2 separate regions of the Homo sapiens genome follow, and region 1 is linked to region 2. Evidence: read pairs that join two places in POLR2A ChIA-PET (ENCODE). Cell type or tissue: IMR-90. All regions are shown on one strand.

Evidence for each region. ChIA-PET counts read pairs that join two places held together with the same protein. Peaks named below come from ENCODE experiments on the same cell type or tissue, not always from the same donor. Only the 100,000 strongest peaks of a DNase experiment are listed, where the experiment ranks them.
Region 1: POLR2A ChIA-PET joins it to region 2 with 5 read pairs; 2 of 35 experiments call an interaction of 5 or more read pairs at or near these places.

The regions. Positions count from the first base shown.
Region 1 is chr11:108,710,518-108,715,517 of GRCh38, reverse strand. The region is part of intron 10 of DDX10 (DEAD-box helicase 10); the gene reads right to left. The region is part of intron 2 of LOC124902750 (a long non-coding RNA gene); the gene reads left to right. Among named protein-coding and RNA genes, the nearest start is that of DDX10, 48 kb to the right of the region's middle. In IMR-90, no CTCF peak of the experiment used is centred here; a DNase peak (open chromatin) is centred at 1,927; H3K27ac peaks cover 217 bases.
Region 2 is chr11:109,308,528-109,313,527 of GRCh38, reverse strand. No RefSeq gene overlaps it. Among named protein-coding and RNA genes, the nearest start is that of C11orf87, 110 kb to the left of the region's middle. In IMR-90, no CTCF peak of the experiment used is centred here; no DNase peak of the experiment used is centred here.

The DNA.
Region 1 (5,000 bases), 600 kb after region 2:
TCACCCCGCTCCCTCAGTGAGGCTGGAGTGTAGTGGTGCAATCATAGCTCACTGTAACCTTGAACCCCTGGACTCAAGTGACCCTCCCCCATCTCAGCTTCTCAAGTAGCTAGGACTACAGGCTTGCACCAACATGCACGGCTAGTCTGTTGTTTGCTTTTTCTTTTGCAGAGACATGGTCTCACTGTTTTGCCCAGGCTGGTCTGGAACTCCTGGCCTCAAGCAATCCTTCTGCCTTGGATTCCCAAAGTGCTGAGTTACAGGTGTGAGCCACCATGCCTAGCCCTAATGTCATTTTTATAAATGTTTCTGTTTCAGTCAAATATCATAAAATCAATTTCAAGTAATAAACAAGTAGCCAAAGATTGTAGTGATTTCCTTATTTAGAAATTAGGCATACTATAACAGAGATGATATCTAACTCTGCCCAGATAAGCTACAGGGAAAGAAAAAAAAAATTTTAAAGAGGTCTAGGCTTCACAAAAGAGACCTCATTGTTTCTCTGATTTTAGGCTGAACCACGTTGTTTCTGCAAAGCCAGAATGGTGATAGGTGGTGGTAGGTGAGATTGTTTTTACTTATTTTTATTATAAAAAATTTCAAAATATACAAAAGAAAAGTTAGAGACTTTCACTCAGCCTCAACAATTACCAAGTCACAGCCAGTTTTGTCTCTTCTACATCCTCAACTCTCCTCCCCAAATCTAACCACTCTCCAAATTATTTTTAGGCAAATCAAGCCAGGGTGTTTCAACAGCGCCAATACAAGTAAGATTCTGATGGATCCCACTGATGCTGAATGTACACATCCTTAGTGACAGGAGATCACAACTCTCTGAAATGGATAGACAACCCCAAAAGTAATTCCATCCAAGAGATTTCATTCTTTCAATCATCAGTGCTTCCTGAAGTTAACAAGTTCTCCATCTCATGTTCTCCACTAATAGTCTTCAGAAAAGGCCGTTTAAGACTTTAAAAAAAAAAAAAAAAGAGTCAGACTTCTGATATCCAGTTCCCTATGGATGGAGCTTGTAAGTCATCACTCCATCATAACAATAAGTAAAAAGCTGAACAGATTGGAAAAAAAAATTTAAAACTCTTCTTTTATCCATGATAAAGATGGACAACACAGGACAAACCACAGTCCCAACACAGGAAAGAGAGAGGTGAGTACAGGGATCACAGCTTACTTGAGCTGAGTCATGAGCAGAAACAACTGGGGGAGGCAGTGCCTGGGTGAGAGACCCTCAACTGTAATTGATAAAACCTGCTGGAGCCTCAATGTGGACAAGTCTGAGAAATAAAAACTCCAGGAGGACCCATTCATAAGGCAGCCCCACACTCATGAGTTTTACTCCAGGAGCTCAACCAAGTTCTCACAGTAAATATCAGAAAAATTCCCTCATGCTTTCAGCAAAACAAGGGGAAAATGAACCATTTTGAAATATGCCTGAGCACTCTGTTCTTAACTAGTTTCTCCTGAGGGTGGGCCTTGTTAATGAAAGTCAAGCCTCTTAGGGTTTTATCTGAGCCTAACTGACCTGAGGGGAGGGAAATGCCCAACTCTAGCCATCCTTTCCCACTTAAGTTGGGGTGATGGGAAGGCAGAGACTGAAAAGAATTTGTAAAGTTCACAGTCCGGAGGCATAGGCTCACAAAAAGACTGAGACCTACTATAGGTCTTAAGAATGCTTTCCTCACAGCCCCCACCCTCTCACACCTTACCACCACAGCACTAACATCACTAAAGGCCTATTTACAGCAATTCTTTTTATAATACCTGGTACATCGTATCTATCATGAAAAACATTACAAGACATACTAAAAGCAAAAAACATAATTTGAAGAGACAGAGCAAGCATCATAACCAGACATGGCAGGGATGTTGGAAGCATTAGGCCAGAAATGTAATTTAAACTAACAGTGACTCATATGCTAGGGATTCTAATAGATAAAACAGGCAGCATGCACAGATGAGCAACATAATAAGATGGAAATCCTAAGAAAGAACCGAAAAGAAATGCGAGAGAACAAAAAGAACTGTAACACATATTACTAATACCTTTGATGGGTTCATTACTAGATTGGACACAGCTGAGGGAAGAATCTCTGAACTTGATAAAAACTTCCAAACCTGACTGAAAACAACACAACAGAACTTCAAGGACTATGGAACAACTACAAAAAGTGAACATACACATGATGTTCTTTCTGAATATCAGAAAGAGAACAGAAACAGAAGCAATGCTTCAAACAGTAATGACTCAGAATTTCCCCCAAACTCATGTCAGACACCAAACCACAGATCCAAGAGCTCAGAAAGCTCCAAGCAGGACAAATGCCCAAGCGAGAGGGAGAGACAGAAAAAGACAGACTGAGACTATACCTAGGCATATCACTGTCAAACTACAGAAAATTAAATATTTTTTTAATCCTGAAAGAAGTGGACGGGGGGCACCTCATCTATAGAGGAACAAAGACAGGAATTACACCTGATTTCTCAGACACCATGCAAGCAAGGAGAGAGTGAAATGAAATATTTAAAGTGTGGAGAGAGAAAAACCACCAGCCTGGAACTCTGTATCCCACAAAATTATCCTTCAAAAGTGAAAGAGAAACACTTTTTCAGACAAACAAAAATTGACAAAACTTATTGCCAGTAGAATTGCCTTGCAAAATATGTTTAAAAGTTCTTTAGAGAGAAAAAAAAAAACGTAAGTGAGAAACTCAGATCTTCATAACAAAGGAAGAGCACATCAAAGGAATAAATGATGGTAAAATAAAATTTTTCTTATTCTTAATCTAAGTTTTTTCAAATTAATAGCCCCAGCGTGTTTAATTATGTATGTTTATGTATATATCTTATGTATATACGCTTATGTATGCTTTACATAAGTGAAATGAATGACATCAATGATATAAGGGACACGAGGGAGAAATCAGAATTACGTTATAAGGTACTCACACTACCTGTGAAGTGCTGTAGCATTATGTCATTATTTCAAAATGGGCTTTGGATTACTTGCAAAAACATTAGAGCAATCACTAAAAAAAGTGAAAAAGAAAAAAAAAACTGGTATGCTAAGGAGAGAAAACAGTCATAAAATGCTCAGAATCACAAGAGGCTGAAAGAGAGGAGACAAAAGTAAGAATAACAGGGGCAACTAACAAAAAACAGTAACGAATACATTAGATATTCATCCAACTATATCAAAAATCACTTTCAACATCAATAGCCTAAATGCATCAATTAAAAGAGATGTTGTCAGAGTGGATCAAAAAACAAGACCCAACTGTATGTTGTCTACAATAAACCAACTTTCAATATAAAGACACATAAATTAATGAAAGTGGTTTGATAAAAAATATATCATGCTAACACTAATCAAAAGAAAGCAAAAATAGCTATACTAATGTCAGACAGAGCAGACTTCCAAGCAATAAACTTATCAGGGATAAATGGCATGACATAATGATAAAGAAGTCAATTCTCCAAAAAGGCAACAATCCTTAACGTATAGGCTCCTAACAATACAGCATCAAACTATGTGAGGCAAATACTGATAGAATTGCAACCAGAAAGATGAATCCACTGTTATAATTAGAGACTTCAACACCCTACTATCAGGAATAGACAAATCCAGCAGGCAGAAAGTCAGTAAGAACATAGTTGAACTCAACAATACCATCAATCAACTGGACACAACAGCCATCTAGAGACTACTTTATCCAACAACATAATACACATCTTCTCAAGCTCACATGGAACATTCACCAAAATAAAACACATTCTGGGCCATAAAACACATCTTAACAAAATTAAAATAATATAAATCATACAATATCTGCTTTCAGACCACAATGGAATTAAACTAGAAATAACAGAGGCCAGGCACAATGGCTCACACCTGTAATCTCAGTACTTTGGGAGGCCGAGGAGGGCAGATCACCTGGGGTCGGGAGTTCAAAACCAGCCTGGCCAACATGGCGAAACCCCACGTCTACTAAAAATACAAAAATTAGCCAGGCATGGCGGCACGTGTCTGTAATCCCAGCTACTCAGGAGGCTGAGGCAGGAGAATTGCTTGAACCCAGGAGGTGGAGGTTGTAGTGAGCCGAGATCGTGCCACTGCACTCCAGCCTGGGCGACAGATCAAAACTCTGTCATAACATAACATAGAAATAGCAGAAAGGTAACTGGAAAATTCTAAAATACATGGAGATTAAACACACCTCTGAATAACACAAGTCAAAACAAAATCAAAATACTTTAAAATTTCTCTTGAATTAAATAAAAATGAAAATAACTTAGCAAACTTTGTGGAATGCAACAAAAGCAGTACTTAGAGGGAAATTTATAGCACTGAATGCATATACAGTCATGGGCCACATAATGATGTGTCAGTCAGTGATGGACTGCATATACAACAGTGGTCTCATAAGACTGTAATGACAGCCAGGAGCAATGGCTCACACCTGTAATTCTAGCACTTTGGGAGGCCAAGGCAGGAGGACTGCTTGAGCTCAGGAGTTCAAGATCTGCCTCAGCAACATAGTGAGACCTTGTCTCTACTAACAATAAAACAAATTAACCAGGCATGGTGGCGCAGGCTACTCGGGAGGATCACTTAGGCCTAGGAGACTGAGGCTGCAGTGTGCTAGTGAAGCTGAAAAATTTCTATCACCTAGTGATGTCGCAGCCATCATAACACTATAGGGCAATACATTACTCATGTGTTTATGGTGATGCTGGTGTAGGCAAACACACTGCACTGACAGGCACTTACAGTTAGGTATGGTACATAATACTTGAAAATGATAAACAACTATTACTGATTTATTCACCATACTTTTTATTTTACAGTATTTTCCTTCTACTTATAAAAACACCCTCAGGCAGGTCCCTCAGGAAGTACTAAAGAAGGAGGCATTGTTATCATAAATGATGACAGCTCCATGCATGTTACTGCCCCTGAAGGCCTTCTAGTGGGACGATGTGAA
Region 2 (5,000 bases):
GCAACTCAAGATTTTTTTAAAATACTAAATTATAAAATAAGTGTAAAGACCATCAGAGCTGTGATCTTTCCCATAATGGAATGTTTTGTTGTATTGCATTTGAAATACAGTAAATTCCTTAAAAAAAAAAAAACAAAAAACAGAACCTGATTCTTAAGAGATGTCTTTGAAAAGCTGCATAACTTTTCTGAGCCTTAATTATCTTATCTGTAAAATGGGAATTCTAATATCTACTTCACAAAGTTGCTGAGAAACGGAATGAAAGCTGCAACTGCAAAACCAGCACAGTGTCTGGCACATGTTAAGTACTGGATAAATGTTATTTAAGTCTGAAGATGAAAGTTGTGCACTTACATCCAAAATCAGTAAAAGAGCCCAGCACATGTATTTCTTTTGCAAAAAAAAAAAATGCAGTAAATGGGATGATATTTGCAAAATTATTTGAGTTCCTTTACAAATGTTGGAGAACGAATATTAACCATGATCCTAGGAAAAGTATTGCAGAATTCATCTCTACGGGAGAGTGTTTAAACTAAAGCCTTCTCTGCTTCTAGCCATTCTCCAGGATATCTTTATTTTCCTAGCCATCATCAGGGTAATCAGGACATTCAGTTTCACTTCTGACATCCAATATTGATTGATGAGCATGAATGGATAACTGACATCTCACTGGCAGAAACTGCAGTTTCCCCTCGGCCTTCTCCTCTGAGAGCCAGCACAACTCTTCCTGAATTCAAGGCTGAATCATCTCCAAGGTAATTTGCTTAGCAAAAGTAGTCTTTTTTCATACACTGTGCTCAGCTTGAGTTCACCTTTCTCACCTTCAAATATTAAAACTCACCCCATAGAAAATGAATCTGGGAGCCTAATCAGAATCTTCGCCTTCTATTCTGAGATAGGCTCATTCTCCTGAGATCATATTTGTTCGGAAGACATTGACCCCAAGAGTAATTGGCTTCCAATGATACTTTGGTTCCTTATTTCTCATTTATAAAGAAAAAAAATGGATTCCAGAAGCAAGTTCAAGAGAACAGTCCCAAACTTTGCAACAAGAAAGTAAATTTTTTAAATAAAGGCATTTAAATCTTCACTGCAATGAGATTAGAAAAAAACAACCCATCACTGCAAGAAGGTGAAAGAAGGACATAGGTTTTTCTGTTCATAAAAATCTAGCATTTTGTTTTTATTTATTTGAATTCAAAATAAAACAATGAGGTTTAAGCCATAAAAGAAAGAAGTCTGGGAAAGTGTGAAAAAGAATTTCCTGTGAAAAAATTAACTGAAAAAGACTCTATGTCTTCTTTAGAAGGCTTTTGAAACCTAGCAACATTTATTAAAATACTTACTAAACATGTACTATGTGCTGGCCATTCTGATCAATGTAATGGGAAATGCAGATGACATATAAGATGAGAACCTTGGTTCCAATAAACTTGCAATCAAGTTGGGAGTAGAAAACCTAGGGTGCATGAAATTTTTTAAAAAGTAAGCATTTGAGAACCAATTTGGTATTGATTAAAAGTTTAAATGGGAGATTAGTGAGGAAAGGGTACTCTGTGGGCTAGATTAGCTGATGAAAGATTTATTGAGCTTGCCTCAGAGAAAATGACTTCAGTAGTTGGAACAGAAGGTAGAGTTGCAGGTGGAGAGAACAACAAGTGCAAATATCCAGACAAGATATTGGTGAACAAATCAGTATGTCAGTAGCAGAGGACATATTTGGGTGGGGGTTAGTAATAGGTTCTGATAGGGAGGTATCAAATTAGGAACAACTATAAAAAATCAAGCTGAAGAATCTAAACAAAGAAAAATTCAGGATCCATGCTTTGGTTATTGAGTAGAGGAATGAATAAGAACATGGAACTTTAAAATAATGGAGAGAATTTCAGCAAGATATCTTGGGGTTTATAGCTGTATTAGAAGGGGAGGGGAGAGACTGGAGCCAGGGAAAGTAGTGAGAAGGCTATTGATATTCAAGTTTGAAGTGGCAAGGGTCAGTACCAAGAAAGTGAAAATTTGGAAGATTTTTTTTTAAGGAGAAAAATAATAAAACTTGCACAGAGCAGTTAGAGGGGAACATAGAAAGGAAAGAGCCAAGAGTTTTTTAATTTCTAATGATTTCCAAGAATTTCGAGCTTGGAAGGAAAGAATAGTGATGACATTAATAAAAACAAGATCATTTGGAAAGAGTTAAAAGATGAGAGGAAGAAGGTGAACAAATTCAAGAGAGATATTTAGCAGACTAAATAGACTGAACTCGATAATAGATACTGGGGTGGTGAGGGAGAAGGAGAGGAAGCTGTGAAGCTTAACTTTTAGTTTTCTGTCTTAAGACATTAGATGAAGGGATTCTCAGAAAAGGACAAGGATTGATGGGTAAATTGGAGGTGTATTTGAAACATCCAAGTGGAAATGTTGATTAGGTAGTTGAAAAATAAAGAGGTCAGGGAAGCACTGTGATTCTCAATTGGAATGATTTTGCCCCCCAGAGGACAACTGACAATGTTTGGAGACATTTTGGTAATCTCAACTGGAGGAGGGAGCAGTTGTTACTTGTGTCTAGTAGGTAGAGGCCAGGGATGTTGCTAAACATCCTACAATGCATGGGATAGCCCCCCAAAACAAAGAATCATCTAGCTCCAAGTGTCAAGGTTGAGAAACTCTGGGGCAGATGATGTCCATTTGAGAGATATCAGCATATACATGGAAATTAAAGCTGTGAGCATAAGTCTAGTGAATGATTTTAAAAACCCAGATTTGAGTCTTGAGAAATTTTGAATAGCCAGATGAAGGCAGATGAGCCTAAAAAGATCTTGTAAGAAGGAGAGAACAGAGAAATAAAAGGAAACCCAATAGATAGGGATCAATGTAACCGTGTTAACAAGGATTTCTGAAGAAGGGAGATGCCCAGCAAGAGAAAGACTCTATCCACTGGATTTAGAGATATGGAGGCAGCTTGTGAGCTGTGAGCTTAGCAAAAGCAGTTTCTGTGGCATATCAGTGACGAAACTAAATTTAAGTGAATGAAGAAAAAGAAAATAAAGATCCTCTGGCCTGGGATGAGAAGGCTAGACATTAAGGTAAAGTGTGTTGAAGGAAGGTGGGTTTGTTATTGATACTGCTGCTTTTGCTATGGGGGAGTCATGCATAAATAAAAATAAAGGACCTAGTTTGAAGTAACAGTTTGAACATATAGAAGAGATTAGAGTATTTTTAAGAATGGGTAATAGAACACTAGTGGGTCATGAAATTAATTTATAGGTTAAAAGTAGCATTTTTAAAAACATGAAATAGAATGGGATAGAAAATAGAAACCATTACATAGAGTAAAATATTGTTTCAAGAAACTATTATTTCAGGTGTGGTTTGCATGTACACACATGGAATTTTGGTACACACATGTACACACTTGCAATTTTGGTAACTAAATGAACACAGAAGGCAAAAGAATTATCCTCCAGGCATGGGTCTAGGTGACTTGGAGAATAATGGAGTCATGATGGAAATACGAAAACAAGCAAATAAAGTAATGGGAAAGAAGGAAGAAAATAAAGATGAATTTAAGACAACAGCAGAACATTCATGCAAAGATATGCTATATATAGTTATCCCGCCCGCACAAGGCTGGGTTAGATGATCCTCCTAGATGCTCTTATAGCTGCTGTCCTTTCATAGTAAGTATATTGCAACTGTCCATTTTCTTGCCCATCTCCCTTCTCAAAGAGTGAGCACCATGAAACAAAGAACCATCTCTCATCGTATCCCTATTGTCTGGCACAATTTCTGGCACATAGTGGGTACACATTAAATATGAATTTAGTCAGTGATTTATAGGTGTGATGTTGACATCATGGAATCTAAAAGTCAATGATGATAAACTATTTATAAAATGGTTTTAGACCCTTTCAGAGACACATCATGACAAACCATAGGTCACACACTTGATTCCAGAAAGCAATTTGCATCTGAAACCTGGATATGCATCCTGTATCAGTCAGCTTTATTGGTTGCAGCAGAAACCAACTCTGGCTGACATAAGCAGAAAATAAATCTATTGAAACAGTATTAGGTAATGTATAATTGCCAGGAAATTCAGGCTTGGGTAACATTCAAGAGCAAGGGAAGCTAGTGCATTAACCTGGACCACCGCCAAAATTCTCATACCATAAAACCAGACCACTGTCAACACTGTCACCTCTAAACTCTACAAACCTCAGCTGCAACCACCACCACCATAGGCACTAGTCAGTTACAGCCACTGCACTGTTATTCCTCTTGTGCCTCTGAAAACTCTTATTACTAATCCTCATGTTCCTCCATCCCAGCCTTTTTTGCACTTCTAATTCTTAATTTCAAAATTCAAGGCAGCTGCATCTGGTTATTGGAGCCTAAGTTATACACAAGAGAATCTGGGAAATTCAATAGCTAAACAACTTGCATTTCAAGCTTTTACAGAAGAACACAGGTTAATATAGTCCCAAGCAAAAGAAGATGCTGGGCTACCAAAGTAACTGATAAATATCCATTACATAATGAATGACATATAATCTCATAGATTCCATAATTGCTGCCAGTTGCCAGCCCCTGGTGCCACTGAGGAACTGAGCTGAGTGCAACAGAAGTCTGTAGCTGTAAACATGTAAGGCACTCAACACTGCACTATCAAGTGCTATTCCTTTACTCTTGAATGATACACAGATGCTAGATCACCCTGAAATGACAGGCAGATGTCACCCTTTAATAGGAATCGCTGACCTTGAGATTCGTGTCTTCTTACCACAAAAATGGTGCTGCCATCATTTCAGCTTCTTGGTGGATGACTCTGGCTCGTTATTTTAAATGGTGCCAGTTGCTTCAGTCATTACTTTGAATTTAGTGTCAAACATGTGTAGTGACCTGCATGAAAATGTTCTGCCTCTCTGGCTTCCATCTGAGATGATCCTGCCCCATGTCAGCCCAGCCTTCATCTCTGCCAGTTCTCAGGCAACATACTTGTAACC